Regions from separate parts of the Homo sapiens genome. Here region 1 is linked to region 2. Evidence: chromatin contacts called from ENCODE Hi-C data. All regions are on one chromosome and are shown on one strand. Each heading gives the region's core, a stretch centred on a gene start or an enhancer-like site at or near the end of the contact. The rest is flanking DNA. Distances are from core to core; before and after follow the strand shown. Region 1 overlaps DOCK1 (dedicator of cytokinesis 1). Region 2 holds the start of DOCK1 (dedicator of cytokinesis 1).

The links. A loop is a pair of places that touch in the nucleus more often than their neighbours do. Pooled maps may share reads with other maps.
Region 1: a map of tibial artery shows a loop between it and region 2 (3-fold over the local background). The contact joins the enhancer-like site here to the promoter of DOCK1 in region 2. A Hi-C loop is called at or near these places in 3 of 168 maps with a recorded cell type or tissue (IMR-90, ascending aorta and tibial artery) and 5 of 50 pooled maps.

What each region holds. Positions count from the first base shown.
Region 1 is chr10:127,391,144-127,394,590 of GRCh38, reverse strand. The region is part of intron 38 of DOCK1 (dedicator of cytokinesis 1); the gene reads right to left. The region is part of intron 1 of LOC105378551 (a long non-coding RNA gene); the gene reads left to right. Among named protein-coding and RNA genes, the nearest start is that of NPS, 160 kb to the left of the region's middle. RefSeq lists an enhancer at 2,281-2,782. Within about 2 kb of position 2,195, at least 5 of the 41 ENCODE cell types and tissues checked have a DNase peak (open chromatin) inside an H3K27ac peak, as active enhancers do; they include ascending aorta and tibial artery, where a contact is called at or near this core.
Region 2 is chr10:126,903,986-126,907,065 of GRCh38, reverse strand. DOCK1 (dedicator of cytokinesis 1) reads right to left here and starts at 1,638. Exons shown (of 52, transcript NM_001290223.2): 1 at 1,503-1,638. The coding sequence starts at 1,548. LOC105378550 (a long non-coding RNA gene) reads left to right here and starts at 1,688. Exons shown (of 2, transcript XR_946449.3): 1 at 1,688-2,506; 2 at 2,624-3,080. LOC124900289 (a long non-coding RNA gene) reads right to left here and starts at 1,335. Exons shown (of 2, transcript XR_007062336.1): 1 at 1-1,335. RefSeq lists an enhancer at 1-617.

The sequences.
Region 1 (3,447 bases), core at 946-3,445, 490 kb before region 2:
CACATTTTCAAAAATTCTAGAAATGCCAACAAGAAACCCATATGAGGGCTTCATTATGTTGACCTGCAGTCCCTCTTAATAACAACTGTGTTTCCAAAGGGAAACTTAGAAGATGTGAAAATTTCACCCCAAATACTTGGAAAAGAGATGCAAACATTTGACCAAAAATGGAAATTTGCTCCAAACTCCTATTTTTAGTTTACACAATGATGTAAAACGCTTTTTTTTTTTTTTTTTTACATTGGTGCAAGGCAAAGTGTGAACTTTGTCAAGGGAAGGTTATTTTAAGGGAAAATACAACAGAGCTCCAGCTGAAAATAGTCACAGGGCTTCATATATCACTTGGGCTACAAATTATGTATCGCATTTGTCAACCTGCCAGGCTGTTTCTTGATTTCAGAGGTGGCTGGTGTTGGCTAATACTGACTGTCTCACTCTGACTGCATCTTCCTCATAGAAGGACTTCTATTTTTGACCCTCATCCTCCACAGAGAAGCCTGGTAATTTTCAGTCAAGTACTTGGATTAAGGGCTTTATCGAAAATTACTAGGCCTCAACCAAACACAATAAGACAGACAATTCAGAGCATCTTCAGAAAAGAACACTGGTCTGCCATGATAAAACCAAACAGAAGGCTTTTGGGGCACACTCAGGCGGGCGGCAAGAATGGAATGGAAAAAGAGCAAGGAGTCATTATTAGCTCGGGAAGGAGGAAACGTAAAAGAATGAAAATGGAAACAGATGGAAATGACATTTTGCAGAGAGAAAGAAAAAGATTAAGAAACCAAGAGCTAGGCTGAAAGACATTCAAAACTTTAAAAAACGGTGGAAAGGCAAAAACAGAAGAATGATTCCGTGGGGAAGAAATACAGAAAGATAACAGAACATCATTCAAAAGCCCGTGTCCAATATAAAACAGCAGCAAATCCATTTTGCCTTGCTGGTTTCCAAGCACAAAGGCAGAGAAACTTTAATATCACCCGATTCCCGTCTCTCCCTGCCCCCGCCCACTCTCCCGGGGAGCACAGAGAGATGCCATCGCAGGGGGCCTGGGATGGGGACCCCTGCTCCCTTAACAGCCTGCTCAGCCTTGTCCAGAGGCAAGCTTGTCCTGGATTCTGGAAGCCCCTATTTCCCGTAGGAAGCTGTAGACATTTCAAACAGTGAATGAGCTCTAGGGTGTATATCCTTCCCACAGAGTAAGTACGTAATGAAGATTTCCTTAATTGCATATGGAAATGGGCCACGAGGAGACAGGCTGGATCAGTGGAGCTGTAGCCGGGTCATGGTTTTGCCAGACTGACGTCCCACCTGGCTTCCATTTTATCATCTTGCAAGCCCCGGTAATCACTGGTCTCCAAGCTTAACTGAGGTCTTAAGTCTCCTTACCCCAATACATTTGTAAAACTGGAATTGCGTTGTTTCCCCTAAAATGAAATACATGTAAGATCGAACCAAGGAAATTCTTGTAAACACTCCAAGGGCTGTGGGCACACGCTCAGGACGTGAGCCTGGTGCACGTGGCGCTCTCAGTCAGGTCGGTAAGTTCTGTGGATGCTGACGGCCCTCCCTGCATGCTTGTCTGCCCGTTCGGTCACTTAATAAACTGCTGTAGTCATTTGGACGGAAGATTGTTATTTTTAACATACAAGATTCTAGACAGGAAAATCCAGCCCTGCTCTTGCAAGAATTTGTCTCCGTCTGATCCATAACCTTTGCAGTGAATGTCGTGCTAAAGTCAAGTTAGTGTTAGCCTTGGGAAAGGAGCACACTGACAAAACCCAACTGTGATGCGGCACGTGGCAGAGTGGGGTGGGATCTGCCCCCGACCCGGCGCTGGGGGTGGGGAGGTGGGAGGCATGGCCTTTCGCTCTCCCAGGGGCTCAGTCTGAGTCAGGATGCAAGATCCGTTAACAAACAAAATATGCCCCAAATAAGGAACTTTGTGGAAAGTCTGGGTGACGGCCACCTTCTTGATTGTGTGCTGTTTGCTCAAGTGCTGGCCAGAATGTGCTCAACTCACTAACAAATGACCACCCTGAAAGCCCCGTGCCTGTGTATGTGTGTGGGCAGGGGGTGTCTGGGACCTGGCTGTACTCACTGTTCCATGTTGCTGTGAGCCTAAAACCACTCTTAAAAAGCTATTTAAAAAAATGGAGTGGAGCCCAGGCCACGGCACAGCTCCCTCAGAGGGAGATCCAGAGGTGGCAGCCACAGCCACTGCCTCTGCTCTCAGGAGCTTAAGTCAGCACAGGCCCTGGGGACTCAGGGATGGTCCCTGGAGCAGCTGGGACATCACCTGGGAGCTTCTCAGAAATGCAGAGCCTCGAGGCCCACCCCAGACCAGCTGAATCAAAATCTGGATTTTAACAAGATTCGCCGGTGAACTCCAAAAGCCACGAAAGTTTGAGAGCAGTGAAATATGCCCAGAAGGCAGGAAGGCAGCTGTCATGGCAGCCGTCACACGAGACAGCAGCAAGAAGCAGCCGGTCCACGCCGGGGCAGACCATGGGAAGGTGCAAGGGCTTGGGGAACAGAGGGCATGTTCAGAAGGCCAGATGCTGTGGGTGATGAGAGGGTACATCTGGAGGCTCGATTCCTACTCTAAGGGGCCTCATGCCAGGTGAGAGGCCTGGATCGCCTGCAGAGGAGATGGGAGAATCCCTGAGGTTTGGGCATCTTTGAAGCAGTTCACGCTGTGATCCAGAGGCCACTTTATTAGAAACCAGACTGCTATCTATCTGCAGGAGCGGAAGGGTGGAGACAGGCATGGGGCCTTGGGGAGGAGAGTGGGTAGGGATCTCAGACAGACCCAGGTGAGAGGGACCGAGAGCTTACAAGGAGACACAAAGTGAACTGGATCTAGCAGCAGGGCTTCTGCCCAGAGGCCCGAGTTGTTCAGAAGTGGCCCAGGTAGAAGTGGGTCAAGATGGTGCAGATCTTAGAGCCAGTCTGTCAGCGGGGAAGGCTCGCTATTCCCTAAGGCACGTGCATAGACAGATCCTGAGGAGCAAACGTGACTTATCCTTGCTAAGCCCGGGAAATGAAAAATGAGATTATAATGGGATTTATCCAAAGCACAAATGAAAACAACATCACCGAGGCGCATAATTCTAAATTTTAATAATAAAATAGGTATCGGAAAACTCTGTCTTGCTCCAACAAGAAGATGCTGCTTTTTCTTGATTTCTTACACCTTATCTTGGCAGCTGCCTGTTTCTACCTCTCTCCTATTTGCCTCATCTGTATTTCCTTAAGGGCCATGTGAGAACTCCCAAGTCACCCTTCCCTCCAGGTTCCCGCTGGTAACTGCCGTAGTCTTGACAGCTGTTTCACCACTACAGAAATGAAATTGAGTCACAGGAAAAAAACATCATATCTTGGTGCTTGTGATCATGCTTTTTTCCTTGCCATTTCGACATACATTTTATTCTTTCCAGACTTGAG
Region 2 (3,080 bases), core at 389-2,888:
GGTGCAGGTTACACACTGAGTCTGCAGTCAGATGAGCTCTCCTGCACTTTTGTGAATGTGTCTGGGCCTCAGTTTCCTCATCTGCAAAATGGGGAGATGGGGAGGAAGCTCAGTCATAATGGTCCTGAAGCAAGGAGGCCCCCTATGCCTCCCAGCATGTGGAACAAGCTAAGTGCAGGCCCGGTAGGACCCAGGGCTGTCCCAGGACTGTCCCCGTGACCACTGTCCAGCTGGCTCCGTGGTCAGGGCATACTGTAAGTCATTGACAGCAGAGAGAAGCAACTGTTCACAGAAAGGAGAGCGCTCCGGGGACAAGGGCTGCCAGGGCGCTTCCCAAAAGTCAGAGAGCCAGGATTCGAACCACACCAGCAGAGGGTCGGGCAGGTCCAGCACGGGCCAGGCACAGAATGGGCGCGGGGCTGCTGCTGAGACGGTGCCCTTGGAGGACACAGCCTGGGCTGTGGGAGGCGAGACCACCAAAGGTCTTCCCAGTCGGGTCGAGTGGCCTGGATGAGGCAGGCGGTCAAGGATGTCTGTGGATGGTGGGACGGGGAATAGCAAGCCCGAAAACCAACTGGGAAGATCCCGGACCCGGGAGAGCAGGAGAGTAGCCACGGCCCAGTCCCGACACCAGGCGCGCAGATCACGAAGAGGTGGGCGTCCGCAGGCCTCGGCGACCGGCTGCGGGTCCCCGGGGCGCAAGGATGCGGGTCCCACGCGGACGGGCCCGTCTATTCAGCCGCAAGGGAAAGCCTCCCTCTCAGGAATGCGCACTCGGGTCCGAAATGTAAACTTGCAACCCGACTCCTTCCATCCCCCCTCGGAAGCGACAAAGAGCCGCGGAGCAAAAACAGGCCCCCGCTCTCCCGGAAGGGTCTCCAGGCCTGGGGCCACTGGGGCGCTCGGCCGCTCGCCTTCTCTCCAAGGTCCCACACGGTCCCCAGCGAGACCGCCGAGGGGCAAGGGGCGCTGGCCACCCAGGTCGCGCCCCCTCCTCCCCGCCGGGAAAGGGCGGAATTATCCGCTGGGACCGCGCCGACCTGAGCCCGCCCACCCAGAGCCCGGACGCGGGACGCAAGTTCATCCAAGAAGCAGAAGCCGCCGCGAGACAGTGACCCCTGGGCTTCCCTGACGGGCCCAGCCGCGCAGATAGCAGCGGCCGGGGCCGGGGAGTTGGGGGTAGCCCGGGGGGCTCCACGGCAGAGGTCCAGAGGAGCGGGCGTCGGAGGGGACACCCTAGGGAGGGACGCGCCCGCCCCCATTCCCACCCCACCCCCTCGTGTTCCCGACCCGCATCCCCGGGGCTGGAGCTGACGCCGCCGGGGGCGCGGGGCGGCCGGGGTCGCCGGGCATTGCGAGCGGGGCGGCGGCGCGGGCGCGGGCGGAAGCGCCTCTCCCCGGCCCGGCGGCCGCTCGGGGCGGCGGCAACAGGCGCCCGGCACACCCGCCCCGCCGGAGCCTGGGCTTGGGGCGAGAGGCGCGGCGGCGGCGGCGCTGCTCACCCACGCCGTACTTCTCCTCGCGCTTGGTGGGCACCCAGCGCGTCATGGCGCCGCCGGAGCCGCCGCGGGTCGGGCAGGAAACTCCGCGTCTAGGCCGCCATTTTCCATTCCTTTCGAGCCGCGACAGGATGGGGAGGAAAAAGTTTGCGGCGGAGGCGGCGTCATGTGGGACGGGGCGGGCGGAGCGTCGCGGGCCGGATGGGAAAGGCCGGGAGCGCCGGCGGGAGGCGGGACGGCCGCGGGCTCTGCGCCCGCCCTCGGCGCGGACCCTGGGCCCCGACCCCGCGGTCGCCGGGGCTCCCCTTCCTCTGTCCCAGTGCGCCCAGCCCCGCGCTCCGCACCCGGGCACCCCCGCGGGGTTCTCCTGAGTTCCTGGAGCTCCCGGGGCTGGCGCTCACGCCGTGAGAGGGGTGCGCCCTTAGGGGGGCGGGACGGACGGGGGGTTTCTACGGGAGGTAGGAAACGGGCGGCTTGCAAGGCGCGGGCTTAGGCCGGAGCCTGGTGGTGCGAGGTCCCCAGCTCGGATTTCTCCCTGGTGGAGAGTCCCGGAGCAGAACAAACCAGCAGAGGCTCTGGAAAGGGTCCTCCTGAGCACGTGGCTCATTCATTCATTCGACAAACGTTACCTGAGCGCCTGCCCACTCATTGCCCGAGTGTGCTGGGAGCGCCGCACCAACTGCCTGGTAGGTGGGAGAAGGGACACGTCAGGTAACAAACAGCACAGGTAAGTGCCGGCCACTCAAATGGGGTGGAAAGAGGTGGCACAGCGCTGCCGAGGGAGTGCGTTCCAGACAGGTGACCTCTTGCTTGGGTGCTGAATGAGTGGAGTTTTCCAGAGAGACCAAGAGGAAGCAGCCGCAGAAACCTCAGCCCAGCTGGGCTTGCAGAAGCTAATGCTAGAATAGTTGTGGGACTCAGGATCTGCTGAAGTCGGGGGAAGAGAGAAGTAGGGAAAGGAAAGCCCAGGCCACGCGTGGGGCTCAGGAACGGCATCCTCGCCCGAGGTGGGAGTTCTTCTCAGGCCCTGGTGTTTCCCATGACAGTAAAAGGTGGGGGCTTCAGATTTCTCCAAGGGAAAAGTTAAAGCAACACACACCTATTTATTTTTACTGTAATTTCAGAAAAGAGAGGTTAAAACCAAGACATGGACAAAGCCTCCGAATGAAGGCAGCCCTTTAAATGGAATAAATTTGGTTTCATGGCACATTAATGGGGTGTCTTCTCTCCGAAGACACAGAGACAACTACAGTAGGTCTGGGGGCCGTCAGGGATTGGAGGAACGAAGGTAAGAAAAGGAAGAAGGTAAGAAAAAGAGGTCCCTACCTCTGTGAGGTAGGGACAGTGCTGAACAGCAGGGCTGGGAGAGCCCACAGGGAGGTGGCCAGGATGGCCACAGGGCCTGGGGAGGACCAGGTGGGGCACCATCCTGCGGTAGAGAATGCCCGTCACCTGCCCTAGGGGCCACCCAGAATGCAGATTAAATAAGTATTTGGGAATGGCACAGGAGCTTTTCCATTTTCGTGGGTTAGAGGAAAGCTGCTGCGTTCAAGAGGATAACGTGGGACCTGAGCATTCTGG